2 separate regions of the Homo sapiens genome follow, and region 1 is linked to region 2. Evidence: read pairs that join two places in POLR2A ChIA-PET (ENCODE). Cell type or tissue: MCF 10A. All regions are shown on one strand.

Region 1 (4,000 bases), 380 kb after region 2:
TTGTCATCTCAATTTAAAATGAACCCAGACTTATTCTTAGGGCTTTATCTTGTCTGTTACTTTGTTCTAAGTAAATCTAACTAGACATTCTTGACTCATAACTTCTCTGGGGTGTAATTTTCTCCTTTATCCATCACCATTACTGTCATCAAGATTTGATGTTATGATGGATACTAAGGATTTACTAAGCAACTAAACACAAGCATTTTGAATGTCTCGGGGGCTTATTGTTTTGGGCAGAAAAGACCAAGGCAAAATGGGATACTAATGACATATACCATAAATTAATTTAATTAGTGTTTAAGTGTTTTCAAAAGACACAGTGCATTTAATGGCAGCCACGAGTGAAATCAGGGAAGTCACACAAGGGAATAAGGTTGATGGATCTTTGCTGGAAGAAAATGTAATGTCGGGTGAACAAGCAGGAGTAGTTGCTACCCAACAAAATAAAGAGTGTTGGATTGGTTGGTTCCAAAGTTATACTGATAAGACTTGTAGGGCAAACTGATAGGCTGTCTTCCTGTCAAACTTATTGCTTTTATGATGGACCAAAACCAGGAAATTCAAGTAAGTACATTTGTGTTTGGATTCAAACTCAGAGTTGCCATGTCTAGTCAGAAGTAAAAGAAAAATTTCAAAGATGGGACAATGCATTTATACTTATTAATCCCAGAGTAAATTATGCCAAGTAATTTTTGGTTAGAAAATCACCACTACCCTTCTAATTAGGACTCATAGTTTCATGATGCAGACTTTTTTTTAATGATAAAGGTGGACAATGCTGGCATTCTAGGAATAGATCTCAGTAGAGTACAAAAAATAAAAAAATAAAAAGCTGATCAACTTTGTCTAGAAGAAGGGAAAATATACCAAGAAACAAGAGAAGCAAATGAAGGAAGCTACATTTTAATTTAAATTTGGAGAATATAAGATGTAACCTCTCTGAGCAGAAAGGCATGGAGCGGAGAGTTTATTCACCAGTTCTCTGAAATGTACACGCAGGATCAGGAACAATATATGCAAGTGGTATAAAGACTTCAGTCTTTTCACCACTTTTCACTGTGGACCAACTCTACTATGGGTGAAATGGCAGGTTGAACAGGACATCCCCCAGGACTTCGGATGAGGTTAACACAAGTGTTAACACAGAGGAGGATAATTCATAGCATGTTGTAAAGCTGGAAATCCCTATGCCTAGAAAACAAGAAGAAAGAAAGGAAGAGGTTCTTAGAGTCAAGCATGAAGAATAGGTAACTTCGGCAGCAGCACTACTGGTTGACTAGACTAATGCAGTCCTTGCGGGAGGCCAGGAGGACTGAATAGAAACTGTGTTAAAGGTACAAGTGGTGACTTAATAGATATCACTGGATAGTTAGGATCTGAAAGAGCAATGACTCACATGTGCCCCTGAGGTTAAAGAGAAACATTACCCTTTTGTGGAAAAGTTTAGTATCAATGATGGTGCAATAAAGAGATGAGCAGCTCTTTCTTGTCCTATTTAGTTTCATTTGGTAGCAAAATACTCCATTTAAGGTATCAGATAGCAGTGCCAAAGGCAAAAGGTAATTTTGGCTTTTAAAAGACTGATTGCAACATGGAACTCTTATGACCTTATGCTGATCTTCGTTGATTGGATTAGCCCGTGCTTTCCTGAAGTACACTTCCTCTTCTCTCCGCCTTCATGACAAGGGTTGCTATTGCACACTGTCCACTGTAGCCTGTGCTGGAGACCTGGAAGATGGCCTGCTCTAATTTGGCTGATTTGGTAGTTCGTGCCAATAAATTTTTAAATTCTACTCTCCAGGTGGCAAAGCTGTTTTATAACAAATTGCTCACTAATTAGGGCATAAATGTTCTTCTCTTCATTTCTCTCTGACCTTGTGCGTTCTCCTCTCCTCACTGATTACCTGCCCAGCAGCTCTCTCCTTGTTCTACAGAATCTCTTCTGTGCTTACCTCACCTTTTACTTCCAGGACTTTGATCCTCATTTCTAATTCTCTCCTCTCCTCTCTTTTCTTTTCTTTTCTCTTCTTTTCTTTTCTTTTCATTAGACAGGGTCTCGCTGTGTTGCCCAGTGCAGTAGCCCTATCATGGCTCACTGCAGCCTCAACCTCCCAGGCTCAAGCAATCCTCCCACTTCAGCTTCCCAAGTAGCTGGGACTATAGGCATGCACCACCACGCCTAGCTAATTTTGAAAACTTTTTGTACAGATGAGGGTCTCACTATGTTGCCCAGGCTTGTCTCAAACTCCTGGGCTCAAGCGATCCTCTTGCCTCAGCCTCCCAAAGTGCTGAGATTATAGGCATGAGCCACCATGCCCAGCTCTAACTTCCTTAATCTGTTCCGTCTAACATCTCTTATTTGACTTCATACCTTTTTTGTTTCCCTAAACCTAAAGTGGCAGTTTATTATCTTTATTGTCTACAGTTTTTGACTCTTAGCCATGTCATTTCTCTCTGTAATGCAAACATACAATCATGTGAGTCATTTCTAATCATTCTCTTTATCCTTATGTGATATCAACTTTACATCTGTAATCTAAAAATTACATTTAAGTGCTTCGCTGTACAATTTTCTAATCAAGTATTCAAATGGTGTTAGGTATTTTTATTTGCTTTTCATTATATGTTTTAAAGTTGAAATTTTCCAAAGTTTGTATGGGATGTGAGTTTGTATGACATTCACAACATATTCAATGGTACAAGCAAACAAGGGTAACATACGCTTAAAGATCCTCCAAGGACTTCCAGTATCCAAATCATTTAAACTTAACAAAGTCACTATCTTCATAATTTATATCATCACTTATATGCAGCACAGCAAGTTTAGACAAAACTAATTGTTTCCATTTTTGTGTATCTCCACAATTGTTTCATTGTGTAGAAGAAATTCACTCATAAGGGCAGGAAAAACTTATGTGCTCATCAAGGCAATAGTGATTGTTGCAAAGATGTGGCTATCAACCTACATCTTTCCAACACTCAGGGGGAAACTAATGAGAAAGAAATAAAAATGCCATAGAGAGAGATGCTATGTTTTGGCTTTCTTTGGGAATGGCTATCCAAATGATCCCAGGAACTAGATAAATAGACTTTTAAGAGCATCCTTAGGAAAAATGCCAGCATTACTGAGTGGCTCCGGGAACATAGTGACTGTGTGATCAGTATTAGCAAGAGTAAGCTTGCTCCACCTAACCAGAGAGAAACATGTGACTAGTTATTTTCACCTTGGCCATGTGGCCTGCCTGAAGTTTTGGAACACTAGCAACTTTAGACTCATGCTTGGGGCCACATATGTAAAGTGCAACCTAAGAAGAATACTTCTTAAAATCTAATATTGGCACACATGTGTGAGGAAATCATCTCTGGGGGCAAAAACATGAGCATGTTCTTTTTCCAGTCCTCCCAGGAGCTCTTCTACCTTCTTTGCCTCCAACCTGAAGACCTCTTCTTAGCTTTCGCTGTAACTGTAGATGTCATTCCAAGACTCTGTCCTCCACCTATGAGGGATTTTATTACTCGTGATTTCAACCTCACCATGCTGATGGTTCCTAAAACTCTATCTGTCCTGACCTTCCTCCCAAGTGTTACACTTCAAATGCTTGCTGGACTTTTCCATCAGAAACTTTAGGACCTACATGTGAAAATCTGGACCCAGTATCTTCCCCTCTGTACCTGCTCCTCCTTTACCATTAGCTAGGTCAGTTGCTAGTACCACCAGCCACCAAATCACCAGCACTACACACCAAGGGGCCATCTTGGACTCTTGTTTCCCCTCCGCCCCCTCCATTTCACTCCCATGTCCCCTCAGTGGCCTGAGCAGACTAATTTCCCTATTCTTCCTACACATACTGCTACATCTTAGTTCATTTCCATATCATGTCTCCCTAGCACTACAGCTCCCTGGGTAAAATCTGTCTCCAGATTTTCCCATTCGCTGCAGTCTCCAGAGTGACAAAAAAACATCTCGCCATGTTTTCCCACTTTTTTAAGCCTTTCA
Region 2 (4,000 bases):
TCAGAGTAATTCCAAGAGCTGTATATTGCTTACATCGTAATCAACTGAAAAAGAAAAGAACAACTCTACTGTAGCTAAATAACTTTTAGCCATCATTGCACACATTTAGAATTTCTTAAGCCATAAGGAACAGAAACTAGATTCCAAACACCTTAAATAATAAGGAAAATACATTACTTCAACAAGAGAGAGATGAGTCAGCTCTGGCTGTTTATTTCAGTAACTTCAACAACATAAAAAAAGGACCCAGGTTCTTTCCATTTTTTAGCTCTGCCCTTGCAAGAGAGGAAACTCTATACTCCAGGTTAAGCGACCTTGAGTTCCCAAAATGCATGACTTGGTTCCTCATGTCACATCCAGACAGGACAACACCCACTGGAAGAGGAACGCTTGCTCAAGTCTTCTCCACACCTCCCCAACCCATCCTCAGCAAGGAAACATTTCCTAGCAGCCCAATTGGCCCAGAACTGGATCACAGGCCACACACTATTGGGCTTAGACTGATAAGAACCTAACCCTCAGCTAAGTATGAGCTACTGTTTTTTAGACCATGGGTGTTCAGGGGAGGGTGGACACAGAGAGAGACTGGATTGCGTTGCTTTTTTCAAGAAAGAGTTTGGGAACTCATTGGAATCAAGAAAAGTCAGAATAAATTATGTTTGTATTGTCCCCTTTAAGGTTGTTATTCTATGGATATAATGAGAGTTGTGAAAAAATAAAATATGAAGAAAGAAATTGTTATTTTCTTCAAACTCTAAACTTCATCCGCTGTTGCATTCACTCTTGCTGTAGCTTCCTGATGTGCCCAGCCAGTGCTGGATAGTTTTTCATCACATAATGATTTGGGACTAGGAAACTAAACGTCTCACTCAGTTTAAAGTTCTTGTAGGAATTCCAGTTGGGAGAAGGGTACGTTAAGCCAGAAGTGCTCTGTATCACCTTTAGATGATATTATCTTCTCCCTGCCCTAACTTCAATGAAAATTTTTTTAAAAACAATGAAAAGACTGCTTAGCACCTGAAACCGCATTTAGTGATCAATTTTCTTCAGTTCTGCTTTTCTGTTTTATTACTTTAAATAAGCAAAATAGGAAAGTGAGCGCGTGGGGCGACTAGCAACCAAGTAAACATCAATGATCTTATTCACAATCCACCCACTTGATTCTGCCTGGCAAAGTGAACAAAAGAACAAGCAGCTAGTTCACCCACAGCACCTGTTCCTCCAGGGTCTGAAGAAACAATTGCTGTTGTGTGGGAAGAAGGATTTAGCTAAGTAATTTGTGATTAGGTGGTGTTACGTGTACAATGCTTCTTTTTGTCAATATCATTGCTCATCATAGGTGACTCAGAGACATTCTACTGAAGATGGAGTTGGTTAGTCACCACAGCCTTATAAAAGCATTAATTTTCAGAATTTCCCTTCCTCTCCTATTTGCTCTTTTAATCTTGTCATGAGTACCCTTTTGCCCCCAAGCAAAAGAAGTAGATGCTTTGTTGTTCACACCATGAGAAAAGAACTCCCTCTAAGGCATAGGGCTAAGAGGACTAATTTAAAAAATGACAATCAAGTTTACATTCCTGCATTTCCCTCTTTCAGTTCATAAGAAAATTACTCGGCCCATTTTACTAAAAGATGGAAAACTCAATGTATACACACGTGTATATGTAGGTACATATGAGGAGATATGGAAAAAGAGACACTTTAGAATGGCGAAGAGTCATTTGGCTAGCAAGTAGAGATGAAAAACAAAATTAAACAAAACTTCCTTGCAGGCAGAAGATAAGAACTAAAGGAAACATTGATTAAGGAGCCACTATGTTACAGGCACTGTGATAAAGACAATGTTCCCAGAAGGAGAGAGCCCCTTTCCCGGAAGATTTCACTTTGGGATCATATCTAGTTTCTAACTTGGCTCCACTGCCTTCTGAGAGATTCATGCTTTTTAGCCAACAAAACTCCTTCTTGAAACTTATCCAAGTAAACATGCTCTACTTTTGGAACAAGTCACACTTAGCCATGGGAGATTTCACCATCTGATTTATTACTCATTCCCCAAGAGCCATTCTCAGGGTTGAGACATCGAGGCTGGAGAAGCATCTTGGGCCTCGCTCAATGTGATCCGTTCGCTGATGCTATAATGCCACTTGGCAGGAAAGTGTGAAAAGGAAGTGAGGGAAAAAGGGGGTGAGAGTTTCGAAGCTCCAGGTCTCAGCAACATGAAACTTCAAGTATATTTCTCTTTTGGGTTAATCCCATCATTGTGTTTCTCATCCACAAAAAAACTTTGCTGGCTGTCCCATGATCATGAATGTCCTCTCTCATTTTTAGTGTATTTGGTTTCTTTTCTACTTTCCCTTCAAGCTTACCAGAAAAACTATGGAGCACTATATACTTTTAATGATGATTTTATAAGAGAGATTTTGAAATGCTGAGTATCTTTTGTTCATATCATTCTTCATCTGCATACAGAAAAGGGGGTATCCTGTTCTCCCAATTACATAAACACAAAAAATACAAGATCATACTATACATTCCTTTTTGTAACTTGCTTTTTCACTTACCAACATATAATAAACAATAAATTTTATTTCAGAAAATATGCTTCTGTTATGGCTAGTGGCTTCACTGGAATCTGTTTATCTAAATGATACACAATTTATTTAATCACCTATTGTTGAACATGTACATTTTCTTATTTTATGCTACCAACAATAAGCCAATTAAGTAATTCTTGTAGCCAATTTTTTGCACAGACACTTATTTCCTTAGGGAAATTGCCAGAGGCAAAAATACTGAGTCATCCATTCCATTTTAACTTACAAAAACAGTTATGATTTATAGTGCAGAAATTACCAGAAAGATAAAATTACATACCTAAGCTAACTTAGTGGCGAAATTTTATCACAAATCCAGGTTTCTTCATTTCATGTCCAGGGTCCTTTGTACTGTCCAGTCATCTGCAGCTTTTTTAAGCCAGCATGCTTGGCTCTGGCAACAAGTGCAAGGCACCACACAGGAGAGAGATTCCAGAACAATATTGCTATTCATAGCTTTAGTTCTGAGATGCTGTCCTCAACTTGTTCTTTATACCTGATTACATTCTTCCCAGATCTTCCTATACATGGGCCTTGCTATTGAGGCTGTTGTTTTAGTTTTGTTGTTGTTTCTTCATTTTGACCTTTAAGAGCGACACACTCATTTCTTACGTATCTTTTAGGTTTGAAAGTCCTGATAGAGCTACTCAGCCTAAATTATCGGTTTCAGAACTACTGTATAGATCAGAGAGAATGACACAAGAATGCAAAAGGATCCATTTTTCTTTATAACCCCACCTTAGCTGTTATTTTTGTTATATGGGTACTAGCAGAAGAAAAAGAGAAAGAAAGAAAGAAGAAAGAAAGAAAGAAAGAAAGAAAAGAAAGAAAGAAAGAAAGAAAGAAAGAAAGAAAGAAAGAAAGAGAAAGAAAGAGAAAGAAAGGAAGGAGAGAGAGAGAGAAAGAAAAGAAGGAAGGAAGAAGGAAGGAAGAAAGAAAGAAAGAAAGAAAGAAAGAAAAGAAAGAGAAAGAAAAAAGGAAAGAAGGAAAGCGAAAGAGAAAGGAAGAAAGAAGAGAAAGAAAGAGAGAGAAAGAAAGAAAGAAAAGGAAATGCCTCATTTTCAGAAGCCCAGATAAATGGATAGCTTATAGATGCTATCCAGTCTAACAGCTAATTTTGTAAGTGAGAAATCCCAAGAAATGGAATAGCCATTGTCCATTTAAAAACTGGAATGGAAACAGGATGAATTTATGAAACCTAGAGCAGTGTTTCTCAATTTCGTCCCAGGACCACTTTACACTCCTAAATGTAATTCATAACCTCATAAAGCTTCTCTCTGTGTAGGTTATATTTATTGATATTTGCCATTTAAAAAAATGAAAACTAAAAAATTTTCAAACACAAAAATATTCAAGCACATTGTCCATTAGCTCTCAGAGGAATGATGTCACAACACTTTTTTTTT

Evidence for each region. Peaks named below come from ENCODE experiments on the same cell type or tissue, not always from the same donor. Only the 100,000 strongest peaks of a DNase experiment are listed, where the experiment ranks them.
Region 1: POLR2A ChIA-PET joins it to region 2 with 7 read pairs; 1 of 35 experiments calls an interaction of 5 or more read pairs at or near these places.

Annotation. Positions count from the first base shown.
Region 1 is chr4:113,067,104-113,071,103 of GRCh38, reverse strand. The region is part of intron 1 of ANK2 (ankyrin 2); the gene reads right to left. Among named protein-coding and RNA genes, the nearest start is that of ANK2, 19 kb to the right of the region's middle. In MCF 10A, no CTCF peak of the experiment used is centred here; a DNase peak (open chromatin) is centred at 1,503.
Region 2 is chr4:113,443,474-113,447,473 of GRCh38, reverse strand. No RefSeq gene overlaps it. Among named protein-coding and RNA genes, the nearest start is that of MIR8082, 290 kb to the right of the region's middle. In MCF 10A, no CTCF peak of the experiment used is centred here; DNase peaks (open chromatin) are centred at 1,273, 2,083 and 2,823.